Linked DNA regions of Homo sapiens: region 2 is linked to region 1. The links are chromatin loops, found by intact Hi-C in ENCODE. Cell type or tissue: heart right ventricle. All regions are shown on one strand.

The links. Peaks named below come from ENCODE experiments on the same cell type or tissue, not always from the same donor. Only the 100,000 strongest peaks of a DNase experiment are listed, where the experiment ranks them.
Region 2: a loop joins it to region 1, with 2.6 times the contacts of the local background. A loop is called at or near these places in 12 of 110 quality-filtered maps.

What each region holds. Positions count from the first base shown.
Region 1 is chr17:51,131,547-51,139,546 of GRCh38, reverse strand. No RefSeq gene overlaps it. Among named protein-coding and RNA genes, the nearest start is that of SPAG9, 15 kb to the right of the region's middle. RefSeq lists a silencer at 3,132-3,332. In heart right ventricle, no CTCF peak of the experiment used is centred here; no DNase peak of the experiment used is centred here; H3K27ac peaks cover 1,389 bases.
Region 2 is chr17:51,011,056-51,019,055 of GRCh38, reverse strand. It overlaps SPAG9 (sperm associated antigen 9), which reads left to right. Exons shown (of 30, transcript NM_001130528.3): 9 at 4,703-4,824. Among named protein-coding and RNA genes, the nearest start is that of SPAG9, 110 kb to the left of the region's middle. In heart right ventricle, no CTCF peak of the experiment used is centred here; no DNase peak of the experiment used is centred here; H3K27ac peaks cover 1,284 bases.

The DNA of each region.
Region 1 (8,000 bases):
GAGATGGGATCTCACTATGTTACCCAGGCTGGTGTTGAACTCCTGGCCTGAAATGATCCTCCCACCTTGGCCTCCCAAAGTCCCAGGATTACAGGCATGAGCCATTGCTCCCAGCCAATTGGTTACTAAGAGCAAGAAACACTCTTTCTGTGAAGTAGGGTGAAGAAAGAGAGATGGAAGAAACACTGAAGGGATAAAAGCAGGTTTGAACAAATCCTCTGGAAGCCAGGTCCAAGAGTCATTCCTGGTGTGCTATCTCCCTAGGACAGTTTATTATTATTATTTTGTAACAGGATCTCATACTGTCTCCCAGGCTGGAGGGCAGTGGTGCAATCATGGCTCACTGCAGCCTTGACCTCCCAGGCTCAAGTGATCCTCCTATCTTAGCCTCTCAAGTAGCTATGACTACAGGCGCAGGCCACCACACTTGGCTAATTTTATTTTATTATTATTTTTTAAAAATTTTTAGTAGAGACAAGTTCTCACTATGTCGCCCAGGCTGCCTTAGACAGTTTAATACAGGTCAGACATAAAGGGAAAAGGCCACATAACTCTGGCAGAAAAGGGCCTTCCTCTTCCACAGTTTATACACTAGTCCAAATGATTATTAATGTTGTGCTTTTGTTTTTAATTAAACACACTATAAGATTAAACATACTTTAAGCAAGTTTGTCCAACCCACAGCCCAGGGCAACTTTGAATGCAGCCTAACAGAAATTCGTAAACTTTCTTAAAACATTGTGAGGTTTTTTGTGATTTTTTTTTTTTAGCTCATCAGCTATCATTAGTGTTTTCTTTTGTTTTTTTGAGACAGTCTCACTGTCTCCCAGCCTGGAGTGCAGTGATGCAATCTTGGCTCCCTACAATTTCCACCTCCCAGGCTCAAGCAATTCTCATGCCTCAGCCTCCCCAGTAGCTGGGACTATAGGCAGATGCCACAGCACCCAGCAAATTTTTGTATTTTCTTTTTAGTAGAGACAGGGTTTTGCCATATTGGCCAGGCTGGCCTCAAACTCCTGACCTCAAATGATCTGCCTTCCTCGACCTCCCAAAGTGCTGGGATTATAGGTGTGAGCCACCGCACCTGGTCAGTGTCAGTGTATTTGATGTGTGGCCCAAGACAATTCTTCTTTTAATGTAGCCCAGGGAAGCCAAAAGATTGGACACTCCTGATTTAAGGAAACTTCTTTTTTTTTTTTTTTTTGAGACAGAGTTTTGCTTTTGTTGCCCAGGCTGGAGGGCAATGGCCCAATCTCGCCTCACTGCAACCTCCGCCTCCCTGGTTCAAGCAATTCTCCTGCCTCAGCCACCCAAGTAGCTGGGATTACAGGCATGCGCCACCACACCCAGCTAATTTTGTATTTTTAGTAGAGATGGGGTTACTCCATGTTGGTCAGGCTGGTCTCAAACTCCCAACCTCAGGTGATCCACCCACCTTGGCCTCCCAAAGTGCTGGGATTACAGCCATGAGCTACCATTCCTGGCCAAGAAACTCAAAAGAAAGAAAAATTAATTCTCCCAACCTAAAAACTGTCATTGTTTGCATACTTCTTTCCAGTCTTGATTTTTATATGTTTGTAATTATATCAAACATACAACTAGCAAATGAGCAATTCCTTTAAACGGTGTGTATCCCTGAGAAGAGAACACATAAAGTGTTAGTCGTTTATGTCATAGTAAGAATTAGTTAAGGGAGCCATTTTTTTTTTCTTTAACAACCGATTGGAATCTGTACACTAAAAGTTGGGTACAGAAAAGCAGGGGAGGGGTAGCTGATAGGTTGGTGGGAAGTACTGCATTTGAGACTTTGGGTAACTCATGGAACAAGCAATCCTTAGGTCTTGGGGAATGGAGGCCATGGGGGTAGAATATCAGAATTAGAAAAAGGAGTAGAAGAGGGAAATAGTTGGCTTCAAAAGCAAATTTTGCCGACCTAAACATTTTAAGATCTGGTGAACAGGATCTTAAAACGCACCTATTCCAGCTGGGCACGGTGGCTCATGCCTGTAATCCCAGCACTTTGGGAGGCCGAGGTGGGCAGATTACCTGAGGTCAGGAGTTCAAGACCAGTCTGGCCAACATGGTGAAATCCCGTCTCTACTAAAAATACAAAATTACTTGGGCATGGAGGTGCGCACCTGTAATCCCAGCTACTCGGGAGGCTGAGGCAGGAGGATCGCTTGAACCCAGGGAGTGCAGGTTGCAGTGAGCCGAGATGGCGCCATTGCACTCCAGCCTGGGCAACAACAGCAAAACTCCATCTCAACAACAACAACAAAACAAACAAACAAAATCCTTACCTATTCCAACTCCCATGTTTTGTTTCTCTTGACCACATCCCTGCCATATGCTGTCCAAGTCAGGTGTGAAAACTGCAGTGGTGGAGACTCCACTATTTCCCAAGATCCCCCTAACCATTTTTGGACAACTCCCACTGATATTTTTTAAGTTCTTTTATTTTTTATTTTATTTTTTTTGAGACAGAGTCTTGCTCTGTCGCCCAGGCTGGAGTGCCAGTGGCGTGATCTCACCCACTGCAACCACCACTTCTCAGGTTCAAGCGATTCTCCTGCCTCAGCCTCCTGAGTAGCTGGGATTACAGGCGTGCACCACCACGCCTGGCTAATTTTTGTATTTTTAGTAGAGATGGGGTTTCACCACGTTGGTCAGGCTGGTCTTGAACTCCTGACCTCATGATCGGCCCACCTTGGCCTCCCAAAGTGCTGGGATTACAGGTGTGAGCCACCGCATCCGGCATGTTTTTTTTTGTTGTTTGTTTGTTTGTTTGTTTGAGACGAGTCTCGCTCTGTCATCCAGACTGGAGTGTAGTGGCGGGATCTCGGCTCATTGCAACCTCTGCCTCCCGGGTTTAAGCCATTCTCCTGCCTCAGCCTCCCAAGTAGCTGGGACAACAGGCCCGTGCCACCACGCCTAGCTAATTTTTGTATTTGTAGTAGAGATGGGGTTTCACCATATTGACCAAGCTGGTCTCAAATTCCTGACCTCAAGTGATCTGCCTGCCTCAGCCTCCCAACGTGCTGGGATTACAGGCATAAGCCACTGCGCCCAGCCTAAAGTTCTTACATTGAGAAAAAATGCATGTCTTGAAAGCTTTGGTTATCATCCTCCCTCTAGCTGTCTCTCTATATGACACGCTATTTGAAGACAGCTCACTAATGTCACAGGCTGCTCTTCAATAGCATGATCGTGTCCAATGACTTCAAACTTTCTTCTTATCTCAAGACTTCAAGTCCCCTCTCCAACAAGGACACTTTCCTCAAAAATACCTGGCTACTGTAGTTTTCAAGGGATAAAAGTCAGCTGGCATTAACACTTAAAAAGCAAATATGGCATCCTTCTAAGAGACTGGAAAGCCTGCTACAGATATGCTGAGTGTGCTTTTGAAACAGTAACATGCAGGCCAGGCATGGTGGCTCACACCTGTAATCCTAGCACTTTGGGATTACAGGCCAAGGCAGGAGGATCACTTGAGGTCAGCAGTTCCAGCCAGCCTGGGCAACATAATGAGATCCCGTCTCTACAGAAAAAATGAAAAAATTAGCTGGGCTTGATGGCACGTCTCAGCTACTCAGGAGGCTGAGGAGGAAGGCTTGCTTGAGCTCAGGAGTTCAAGACAAGCCTGGGAAGATCATAGCTTACATTTTGTATTAGTCCATTTTCACAATGCTGACACAGTTCCACGTGGCTGAGGAGGCCTCATAATCATGGCAGAAGGTGAAAAGCACATCTTACATGGCAGCAGACAAGAGAAGAGAGAGCTTGTGCAGGGAAACTCCGTTTTGTTTTGTTTTGTTTTGTTTTTGAGACTTGAGTCTCACTCTGTCACCCAGGCTGGAGTGCAGTGGCGTGATCTTGGCTCACTGCAACCTCCACCTCCTGAGTTCAAGCGATTCTCCTGCCTCAGCCTCCGAAGTAGCTGGGACTATAGCTACTAAAAATACAAAATGTATTTTTAGTAGAGACAGAGTTTCACCAGATTGGCCAGGCTAGTCTTGAACTCCTGACCTCAGGTGATCCACCTGCCTCAGCGTCCCAAAGTGCTGGGATTACAGGCGTGAGCCACTGAGCCTGGCTGAAAACTCCGTTTTATTTTTTTGGAATGAAGTCTCGCTCTTGTTGCCCAGGCTGGAGTGTAATGGCGCGATGTTGTCTCACTGCAACCTCCACCTCCCAGGTTCAAGCGATTCTCCTGCCTCAGCCTCCCAAGTAGCTGGGATTACAGGTGCCTGCAACCATGCCCAGCTAATTTTTGTATTTTTAGTAGAGACAGGGTTTCACCAGGTTGGCCAGGCTGGTCTCGAACTCCTGACCTCAGGTGATCCGCCCACCTTGGCCTCCCAAAGTGCTGGGATTACAGACATGAGCCACCGCACCAGGCAAAAACTCCATTTTTTAAAACCATTAGATCTCATGAGACTTATTCACTATCATGAAAACAGCATGGGAAAGACCTGCCCCTGTGATTCAATTATCTCCCGCCAGGTTCCCCCTAAAACACGTGGGAATTATGGGAGCTATAAAATGAGATTTGGGTGGGGACACAGAGCGAAATCACATCACATTTATTGAATATTTATATGCCAGGCACTATTCTAAGTGCTGTGTGTATATTATCTCATTTAACCTTCACAAAAACCCTATGAGATAGGTACTGTTTTTCTCAACCTCATTTTACAGGTCAGAAAACAGGTAGAAAGAGTAACTTCAGGCCAGGCACGATGGCTCACGCCTGTAATCCCAGCACTTTGGGAGGCCGAGGTGGGCGGATCACGAGATCAGGAGATCGAGACCATCCTGGCTAACACAGTGAAACCCCGTCTCTACTAAAAATACAAAAAAATTAGCCAGGCGTGGTGGTGGGCGCCTGTAGTCCCAGCTCTCAGGAGGCTGAGGCAGGAGAATGGCGTGAACCCGGAAGGCGGAGTTTGCAGTGAGTCAAGATCATGCCACTGCACTCCAGCCTGGGCGATAGAGCAAGACTCTGTCTCAAAATAAAAATAAAAATAAAAGAGTAACTTCACAGCTAGTAAGTGGCAGAAGCACAGTTCAGACTCCGCAGCTAACCCCAGATCCTTGCACTCTCAGTTGTTCTTGTTTGTTGCTGATGCTTGATGAAGATTTTGAATTTTAACAAAACAGTAAAGAATACATCCCTCTGGGGCTGGGCATGGTGGCTCACACCTGTAATCCCAGTACTTTGGGAGGCCAAGGGGGGGATGGATCACCTGAGGTCAGGAGTTCAAGACCAGCCTGGCCAACATAGTGAAACCCTGTCTCTATTAAAAATACAATTAGCTGGGTGTGGTGGCACACACCTGTAATCCCAGCTACTCGGGAGGCTGAGGCAGGAGAATTGCTTGAACACAAGCAGAGGTTGCAGTGAGCCGAGATCGTGCCACTGCATTCTAGCCTGGATGACAGAGCAAGACTCCATCTGAAAAAAAAAGAAAAAAAGAGGCGGGGTGCGGTGGCTCATGGCTGTAGTCCCAGCAATTTGCGAGGCCGAGACTGGCAGATCACCTGAGGTCAGGAGTTCGAGACCAGCCTGACCAACGTGGTGAAACCCCATCTCTACTAAAAATACAAAATTAGCTGAGTGTGGTGGCATATGCCTATAATCCAGCTACTTGGGAGGCTGAAGCAGAAGAATTGCTTGAACCCAGGAGGTGGAGGTTGCAGTGAGCCGAGATCACGCCATTGCACTCTAGCCTGGGCAACAAGAGCGAAACTCTGTCTCAAAACAAAAAAAAGAATATATCCCTATGGGTCTTGATGTCTACTAATTTCATAGTGAACAACAGAATGTTATCTCCTTATATTCAACATTTAACTTACATTATAATGGGATATCAGCCCTGAATATGTCCTCTTCTTCTGGAACTATGGTCTCGTGTCAAACATGTGCTATTATTTAGCTTTTGACTAAGGAATGTGGAACAATGGAGATACAATGAGGCACTGGGCTGAGAGTCCAACATAGCCACAAACTTACATGTGACTGTGGATGATTCCTCAGTTATAAAATGAGTGAAATGGACTCCACTCACTGCTGGCTACGGGTCTCCTCATACTGAAATTTCAAGTCCAAAGGAGTCATTCTCCCATTGGGAGGTTCCAATACTGTGGCAGAAAGAAAGAAAGAGCAAATATATATCTTGAAAGGGGCAGACTCTCTTGTGCCCCTTGAGTCACACATATTAGTTGAAATGAATAAATATTTGTTCCCTGCTTCTGATGTGTGAGGCTGTTGATGGGCAATAGTTACTATGCTTAGGTTTTCAACTGGCTCTGTTGCCCCTACTAAAAATAAACCACAGGGTGTTAGGGCTGAGTCATTTTCATACATGAATATGTGGAGGAAAAAAGTGACAAAGGTCACAGGGGATCTATGGATTATTTCCTTTCTGACCAGACACCACCCCTTGTTCCCAACCAGCCCCTCTTTTTCTGTTGTATTTCAGATAAGCTGTAGACCTTAAATAGAACATATATTCCACAGCATGTTATTGTGTTCCAGTTTGTTCATATCCTGTTCTCTGCTTGTGGATTGAACTTGTCCTTAGACCTGGGATTTTTTTGTTTTGTTTTCTATTTGTTTTTTTTTAGACGGAGTCTCGCTCCATTACACAGGCTGGAGTGCAGTGGCATGATCTTGGCTCACTGCAACCTCCACCTCCTGGATTCAAGCGATTCTCCTGCCTCAGGCTCCCAAGTAGCTGTGATTACAGGTGTGTGCCACTACGCCCAGCTCATTTTTGTATTTTTAGTAGAGACAGGGCTTCGCCATGTTGGTCAGGCTGGTCTCAAACTCCTGACCTCGGGTGACCCACCTACCTCGCCCTCCCAAAGTGCTGGGATTACAGGCGTGAGCCACCGTGCCCAGCCTAGACCTGGGTTTTTTATGTTTTTGAGGAATAATGGTTGATGTTAGCAACACTGGTAACTGGACTTTGCAGCTTGCAAAGTGATTTCATATACATGGTTTCTTTGGAACAGTTGGTCATCCCCCTGGTGATGGGGCAACTTGGGGACAAGTTCCTGGTATTCGTTTAAGGTAGTAAAGTCTTATTGGAACAGGACTCATCCTAGGGTTTTGTTTTAGGGTAGTTTTTCTATTCAGCTTTTGGGGATTATTTCTCACCTTCTTGAACCTCCTTTTTCCACTCTCCTCTCCCCAGGGCCAGTGCCCTCATTTTGCTTGCTGCTCAAAGCCTTTAACCCTTTAGGCCCTAATTTCCTCAGCAATAAAATGGGAGGAAAGGTTGGGAAGAAAAACACTAAAGTTCTTTCTTTCTTTCTTTCCCTCCCTCTCCCTCCCCTTTCGCTTTCCCTTTCCCTTTCCTTTCTGACGGAGTCTCATTCTGTCACCCAGGCTGGAGTGCAATGGCGTGGTCTCAGCTCACTGCAACCTCCGCCTCCTGGGTTCAAGAAATTCTCCCACCTCAGCCTCCTGAGTATCTGGGACTACAGGCACGTGCCACCACACCTGGCTAATTTTTGTATTTTTAGTAGAGACAGGGTTTCATTATGTTGGCCAGGCTGAGTCTCCAACTCCTGACCTCAGGCAATCCGTCCGCCTTGGCCTCCCAAAGTGCTGGATTACAGGCGTGAGCCACTGCGCCCGGCCCCAAGTTCTTTCTTAATCTTCATTTTTCTCCCCAAATTTGCTTTCCTAAGAAGTAGTGATATAAATCCCAAAATTAGCTCAGGTTTCTTTCCCTTACCCAGCAAAATTTGCATTCCCTTAGGGGAGGATATTTCAAATAGCTATTTGGTAGAAACAGTTGACTAAAGAAAATATAAAGGGTAGGCCAGGTGCAGTGGCTCACACCTGTAGTCCCAGCAGGTGTGAACTACTGCGCCCAGCCTATCTCCTTTGAGAGGCCGAGGCAGGCAGATCACTTAAGCCCAGGAGTTTGAGACCAGCCTGGGCAACATGATGAGACCCCCGTGTCTACAAAAAAATACAAAAAATATAT
Region 2 (8,000 bases), 120 kb after region 1:
CCCCAATCCTGTTTATAAGGGAGAAGCCCTTATGGCCTAATCACCTCTTGAAGGCCCCATCTTAATACTATCACATTGGCAACAGCTGAATTTTATAGGGGACACATTCAAACTATAGCAGATAGGGGAAAAAAGACAGCCAAGACATATCCCATACTTTCTGTAACTTGAAAAAACCAAGAAGCGGGAGTGAAGGAAGTAACAGAGTGGACATGGCAGGGCTGGCAGCGGTGCTACTTTGAGGGCATGAAACACACCGTTGGCTATGGAGCATGCTTATTTTAGGGCCAGCAGCCGGGTACTCCAGCCTGCCGGACACTTCAGTCCAGCCCCCTCCTGACTGGGGCTTGTTACTCACAAGATTGCATTGTCCCGGACACTAACTTGGGTCCAGGGCCCCTCCCCCTAGCACTTACCTGGAGTTTGTGCATGTTTCCTGCTGCTGGGTGGGTTCAGAAGGTGATTTCTTTTTTATGTGTACATATGCTAAATAAATGTGATTTAAAAAACAAAACAAAAAAGTTTGAACAAACTTTTGTACCTTCCACCAGATCAGGAAGAGAGAATGTACTTCCATCTTGAGAAGTGTAATCTCATTATTGGAAGAAATTAGTCTCATTTTGGTATCATTTTACATGGGAAGGCTGTTTAGTGGTAGGAAGAAAATAGTTAGATCTCATCTTTTTTTTTTTGAGATGCAGTCTTGCTCTGTCGCCTAGGCTGGATGCAGTGGTGCTATCTCAGCTCACTGCAACCTTCACCCCACTCCCACCCCCACCCCCTCCCCCGGGTTCAAGCGATTCTCTCACCTCAGCCTCCCAAGTAGCTGGGACTGCAGGCACACACTGGGCTACTTTTTGTATTTTTAGTAGAGATGGGGTTTTACCATGTTGGCCAGACTGGTCTTGAACTTTGAACTCCTGAGCACCAGTGATCCGCCTGCCTCAGCCTCCCAAAGTGCTGGGAGATTAGATATCATCTTAATCAGGATTATCCAAAATACATTGATGCTCAAGAATGTCAGACAGGAGCTACTGCCTTTCTTTTCATTTCTTCCATAAAGTTGATCCTTTAATTAATTAATGACTATAAAAATACAAGCCATTTATTGATCTCTGTTAAGCATTGTGCAGTCAGTACTCTGTAGCGGTTAAAAGCATAGACCCTAGAGTAAGACTGCATGGGTTCAAATCCTGTCTTGGATTTGAATCTTAGGTATGTTTTCTCATTTATAAAACAGCTTTGTGTTAATACCTCAGATGGTTGTGAGGATTAAATGAATCAATATATGATAAATCATTGCAAAATGCCCCATTCAATAAATGTTAAGTAATATTGTTTTCATCATGATTTTATATAATTTGATCCTAATTACAACCTTATGAGGTAGATCTTTTTATCCTTATTTTATAAATAAAGAGACTTAGAACTTGTTCAAAGTAGCTTGTCCCAGATTACCAAGCTAGCAAGAGGTGGACTTGGGATTCAAATCCAGAACCCTCTGTCTCTCTCTCTCTCTCTCTCTCTCTCTCTCTCAGACAGGTTCTCATTCTGTCGCCACTCTTCTTCCTGGATCCTACATCACCCTGCTTCTTGATTTATGCCTTTGTTTTGACAGAGCATATCCTTACTAGCTTTCTGGGTAAAGGGTGCACAACTCTATCACTTCTTAGCTCTCTCTTATGCTGTTTGTCTTCAGGTATCTAAAATAACATGTTCGTCCTGCCCCTCCTTCATCCCTCCCTTTTTCAGCTGAGATTCTGTGAGAAAATGTAGTCCTAATGCCCTAAGGCATCTCTTGTATATAATGAATTAGCTATGCTCCTGTGCGTCTAGAATAGGATTCTAGGTATGTACTTACCTTGGGAGAATGGAAAAAATACTCACTTAAATCCTTTTCTGTATTTTGTAGATCAAATACGGAACCCTGGTTGAAAAAGGCTGTGATGCTAGCTGTTGGCTTTCTGTAGTAGATGAGGATATAATGCCTAAACCACCATCCTTTCATCCTCCTAATATTATATATTTCAAATTCTGTTAGTTAAATTCATTATTTATATCAGTATGACTATATAAAATTAATCTGTAATTCTACTTAGCCACAGAATACAGTATAATTACATTTCATTTATTTTTTTATTTTTTTCCCTCCTCCGAGACGGAGTCTCGCTTTGTCGCCCAGGCTGGAGTGCAGTGGTGTGATCTCGGCTCACTGCAACCTCTGCCTCTCAGGTTCAAGCAATTCTCCTGCCTCAGCATCCTAATTGGGATTACAGGCGTGAGCCACCATGCCTGGCTAATTTTTGTATTTTTAGTAGAGACGGGGTTTCACCATGTTGGTCAGGCTGGTCTCAAACTCCCGACCTCATGATCCACCCGCCTTGGCCTCCCAGTGCTGGGATTACAGGCGTGAGCCACTGCTACGGCCCATTTCATTTCTTTTACAACTTTTTGTTCTTCTGAAATTAATAAAGCCTTGGGTTATTTTGTTTCTTTTCCTTATGTTTCTGTGGACCTGTTACTAAATCACTGGCAGACACTATGCAATTCATAAATGTAAAAGTCCCCAATATGACCAAACACAAAACCTGCCTGTTTCCTAGGGCTTACTCTCCTGCAGCCTCCTATTCCCATTCTCCAATTGAGACTGCTGTCATATTTGTTCTGGTTCTGGAATATGCCCTCACTATCATCCCTGGAATTCTTTTCACCTTTCTCCTCTGTTGTATCTTTTGTTTCCTGGATGCCACATCATCCTGCTTCTTGATTTATGCCTTTGTTTTGACGGAACATATCCTTACTAGGTTTCCTGGCAAAGGGTGCATGACAAGTAAATTTTTTTTTTTTGAGCACTATGAACTTGAATGTTACAAATTTCCTAAGAAGACATACTTGATAGTTTGGCTAGATAAAGAACTATATGGGTTGGGAGATTTTTTTTCCATCAGAATTGCAAAGACATTACTTCATTTTCATGCTGAGTTCAGGGTGTTGTTATTTGAGTTCTTGCTCATTTTTATATACTTTCTGAAATCTTTTAAGATTGTCACTTTCTTGATTTTTTAAAAATTAATGATACTGTGCTTGGTGTAGGTGTCTTTTTTGTATCTTCTTATATGAAGTAAGTCTTTTCATCTGAACATTCCTATCTTCCAGTCCTGGGAAATTTTATCTCTTTCTTCTTATTGTTGTTTCTTCTGCTCTCGTTCTGGAACACCTCTTAGGTATGCATTGAACATCCTGGAGTGACTGTCATAATTTATTTTCTCCCCTCTTTCCTATCTCTTTTATTTTATACTAATTGCTGGCAGATTTTTTTTTAAACCCTCATTCTTTTTTTTTTTCCAAATTCTTTTTATTGGTTGGTACTTTTTATACCATCTTGCTATTTTACGAATGCAACATTTATTCTGAAGAAAATTAAGTGCTTTGTTTTTTTGTTGTTGCTGCTGCCTGCATTGTCTTTTTTTGCTCTTAGTGTCTCTGTCACATCCTCTTTGTTTTGGGCCCTTTCTTTTATAATAGAGGCCTTCTTTAGACATCTGGTACTCTGTGGCTGTTTTATTCATACTTAAGTAAATAATGCTGATTCTCCACTTTCCTGCCTATAACATTTAAACTTGGCTTCCATTATTAGGGAGCTGTGCCAAGAGAAGGGAGGTCTCACTGTTCTGGAGGATTGTGTCTAGGTCCTGTACCGCCTTTTGTACAGTTTTTTTAATCCTGTCCTTCTGTTTCATGTTCCTCCCTGCATGCCCTCCCTGTGGTTGCTGGTACCTTCAAGTCCTAGGCCTTTCAGGGGTTCTGGCAGCATATTGACCTCCTCCCTAAACCCCAGTGGCTTAGGTTTCAGCTTTCTCTGGTCTATTGAATCACTTTCTACTGTTTGCCCATCTGTTTTCCATCTTACAGAATTTTGTTCACATTTCATCTGCTATAGTTTCTTTTTCTATTCTCTTTGTCCTTTTGGGTGTATACCTTTTTAATTTCTTAACTTTCATTTTAGTTGAGCTTCTGAGTTATTAGGTGATAAATGACTATGTTCTCTCCACCATATTTAGCTGGAAATGGTCTACAGAGTTTTTTCTATTAATAATAGTATTCAGGCACAAACATATACACTTCCCCATTCCCCTATACACCCCTGCAAAATAGGGCATATAGTATATACACTGTTTTGCAACTTGATTAAAAAAAAAAACCTTTGTATCATGGGTTTCTTTAGTTTATAAAGCTCTATTTATGTTTTTAACCTTAAAGGTAAAAATTTTAATTTTGTATGTGTATAACTTACCTCATCTGTCCCCTGTTAACAGTCATTTAGGTCATTTCAGTTTTTGCCACTGTGAGAAATGCTACTCTAACCAGCTTTTACATACATAATTGCCTTCTTGTGACATAGGTAATCTATGGGAAGCACTGAGACCAGCACCTGGTATAGAGCAGAGGAGCTGCCATTATTGCTTGTGTTTGCTGGGATCACACAACAAAAACATTCTATAATTTCTTCACCAGCTATTTCCATGGAGCTTAGTGAGAATTTCTTAGGAAGCCTTTGAGAAATCTTTTTAAGTTATATTTTCTAGTAAACGTAAATTATAGGTAAGAAAGTCCTATGTAGCTTAGCCTATTGTATTCATTTTACAGCGTCAAAAAAGTCTTTGTCATTTGTTGATTTGGTTTTGTTGTTCTTGTTGCATAGCACTCCCACCAAAGGCATAGAGAACAAAGCTTTTGATCGCAATACAGAATCTCTCTTTGAAGAACTGTCTTCAGCTGGCTCAGGCCTAATAGGAGATGTGGATGAAGGAGCAGATTTACTAGGTATGATAGCTCATCTGAAGAAATATCATACTGTTTTTAAAATTGATTTTTTAAATGATTTAATTGAAAAGTCCTTTAAAATGTCCCCAACTGCTCAGTGATACAGGGTTATTGCCCTTTTAGGTAATTATTGGGAACATATTCTTTGTGATCATGAAAGTTTTAAATGAAAGCACCTTTGCATATGGGTATGCTTAAAACTGAATTGCATTTAAATTCATGTTTTGAATTCATACAACACAATTTATTGAACTCCTGCTATATTTCAAAACAGATAACTACACATAAGAACATGGTGATGTGTGTGTGTGTATGTGTGTGTGTGTGTGTATGTGTATGTGTGTGTGTATGGATTGATGCCTAGTTATCCCCTGGCTTACATAAATTTCATTATATTCTGTTGACTTTAATTAAATAAGAAATTATAACACTTGATTTTTCTAAGTTTTCTCAGAGTATATTATGTTTTAGCCCTATGGTAAATATAATCATTTTAAAGTTTGTGTTCTAGAAGAATACATGGTCTGAAAAGAATATTGCATTTGGCTCTTAGACTATTTGCCTGCTGACCTTTGCCAAGTGTCTTAACCTTTTTGGACCTTAATTTCTTTGTGTGTAAAATGAAGGAGCTGGACCCTAGTTCAGGAATCTGGCAAACTGCCGCTTATGGGCCAAATCCAGCTGACCCCTTGTGTGCGTGTGTAAATAAAGTTTTATTGGAACACAGACACCACCATTTACTTATTGTCTGTGGTTGCCTTTGCCTACCAACAGCAGAGTTGAGTAGGCAACTGAAATCTGAAGCCTAAAATATTTACTGTCTGGCCCTTTATAGAAAGAGTTTGCCAACCCCTGCCCTAGATGATCTCTGAAGTTCCTTTCAGTGCAAGGTTCTGGCTCCTATGAATTAGTTTTGGTATACCTTCCTTATAACTTAGGACCCTATAGAAATTAAAAACTATATGGAATTAAAAATATATACCTTTGGAGATACTAAGCTAAAAAAATTTGTATCTATTGGTATAATTATAGTACAGATTACACTGTTCTCAAAAGGTTTCGTTTGTTAATTGTTATGACTTTGGAGTGGAGTGACATTGCTTGCATTATTTTATGTTAAATTTATTGATTGCCAGTTATGTCCTTGACATTGTAAAGTGTTTTTGAAGGAAAACACAAGTTCTATCTAAATGTCTATCTAGGCCGGTTGCAGTGGCTCACGCCTGTAATCCCAACACTTTGGGAGGCCAAGGCAAGTGGATCGCTTGAGCTCAGGAGTTCGAGACCAGCCTGGGCAACATGGCGAAAAATATCAAAATTAGCCAGGCATGGTGGAGTATGCCAGTAGTTCAGCTGCTTGGGAGGCTGAGGTGTGAGGATGGCTTGAACCCGGGAGGCAGAGGTTGCAGTGAGCCTGGGTTGCACCACTGCACTCCAGCCTGGGTGACAGAGCCAGATCCCGTCTCATAAAAATAAATAAATAAATAAATAAATAAATAAATAAATAAAGTATCTAGTAAGAGAGATTGAAAGTATTTTAAGTACATATAGTTAGACAGAAAGGGATTGTCACCATTAAAGTTTAAGTAAAACTTTGGAAGAAATTGAATGAATTGCGTTTCTCATGGAGGGCTAAGAAAGTTGTAATTCTTTTTTTTTTTTGAGACATAGTCTCACTCTTTTGCCCAGGCTGGAGTGCCGTGGTGCGATCTTGGCTCACCACAACCTCTGCCTCCCTGGTTCAAGTGATTCTCCTGCCTCAGCCTCCCGAGTAGCTGGGACTAAAGGCGCATACCACCATGCCTGACTAATTTTTGTATTTTTAGTAGAGATGGGGTTTTACTATACTGGCCAGGCTGGTCTCAAACTCCTGACCTCATGATTCGCCTGTCTTGGCCTCCCAGAGTGCTGGGATTACAGGCATGAGCCACCATGTCTGGCCTGAAAGTTTAATTCTTAAGGAATACTCCATTTTTATATTTAATTTTATGTTTTAATTTTAGTTTACATCAAATTATACCTGAAAAGTTTCTTTTAAGGCATAATTAGTTTGAGAAACTAACTCCCTGGCAAATTTGAGGAGCAGATGAAAAAATGTTAGAAGAATTTTAAAATGTATATTCAGTGCAGTAAAATTCACCAGAATCAATATACATCACCCCACAAAATTCCTTTATGCTGTTTGTATTAACAAGAATGAAGTAATTCTGAATATAATTTGTACACTGTGTTACCTCATAATGCAGTAATGAGTGATAAAATGTTTAAGGTTGGTGGCCCCAAACTTTCTTTTCTTATGAAGTATTTAGAAGCCCCATAGTACTTAGAAATATCTGTTGTCTTTTAAATCAATTAAAAGTAATATCCTGATGCTTTGGTTTCTTTTCCACTTTGAAGATAAGAAACAGACTACAAACTATCTTTTCCATTTTGTAGATGTTGATACATTTATCTCTAGAATAGTTCAGATTAGAATATTTTAATATATTACTGTAAGTTTAGTTACTTATGAATATTTTTGGTCAAAGATGGTAAATAAAAATGTTCCTGGCCGGGCACGGTGGCTCATGCCTGTAATCCCAGCTCTTTGGGAGACCGAGGTGGGCAGATCACCTGAGGTCAGGAGTTCGAGACCAGCCTGGCCAACATGGTGAAACCCCATCTCTACTAAAACTACAAAAATTAGCTGGGCATTGTGGCGTGCACCTGTAATCCCAGCTACTTGGGAGGCTGAGGCAGGAGAATTGCTTGAACCTGGGAGGTGGAGGTTGCGGAGAGCCAAGATTGCACCACTGCACTCTAGCCTGAGTGACAAAGCAAAACTCCGTCTCAAAAAAAAAAAAAAAGTCCTTGGCTTCTCTTCTGTGTAATTCAGTGATAACAAATTTGAATCATTATATATGGACTCAGTACTTCAATTACTGTTTTTTTTTTTTGAGGTGAGATCTCACTACGTTGTGTAGGCTGTCCTGGAACTCCTAGGCTCAAGGAATCCTCTTGCCTATAGCCTCCCAAGTAGCTGGGACTACAGGCATGCACCATCACGCCAGCGCAACCTTTTTCTGATTTTACTAATTTAAAAGAATCTCAACAATTTGTCCTTTATCTTGATTGGTGTCTCATCCCTCAACTTTCTTATTTAAAACTCTCTTTGCTGGGTTTCTGTGATATCAACT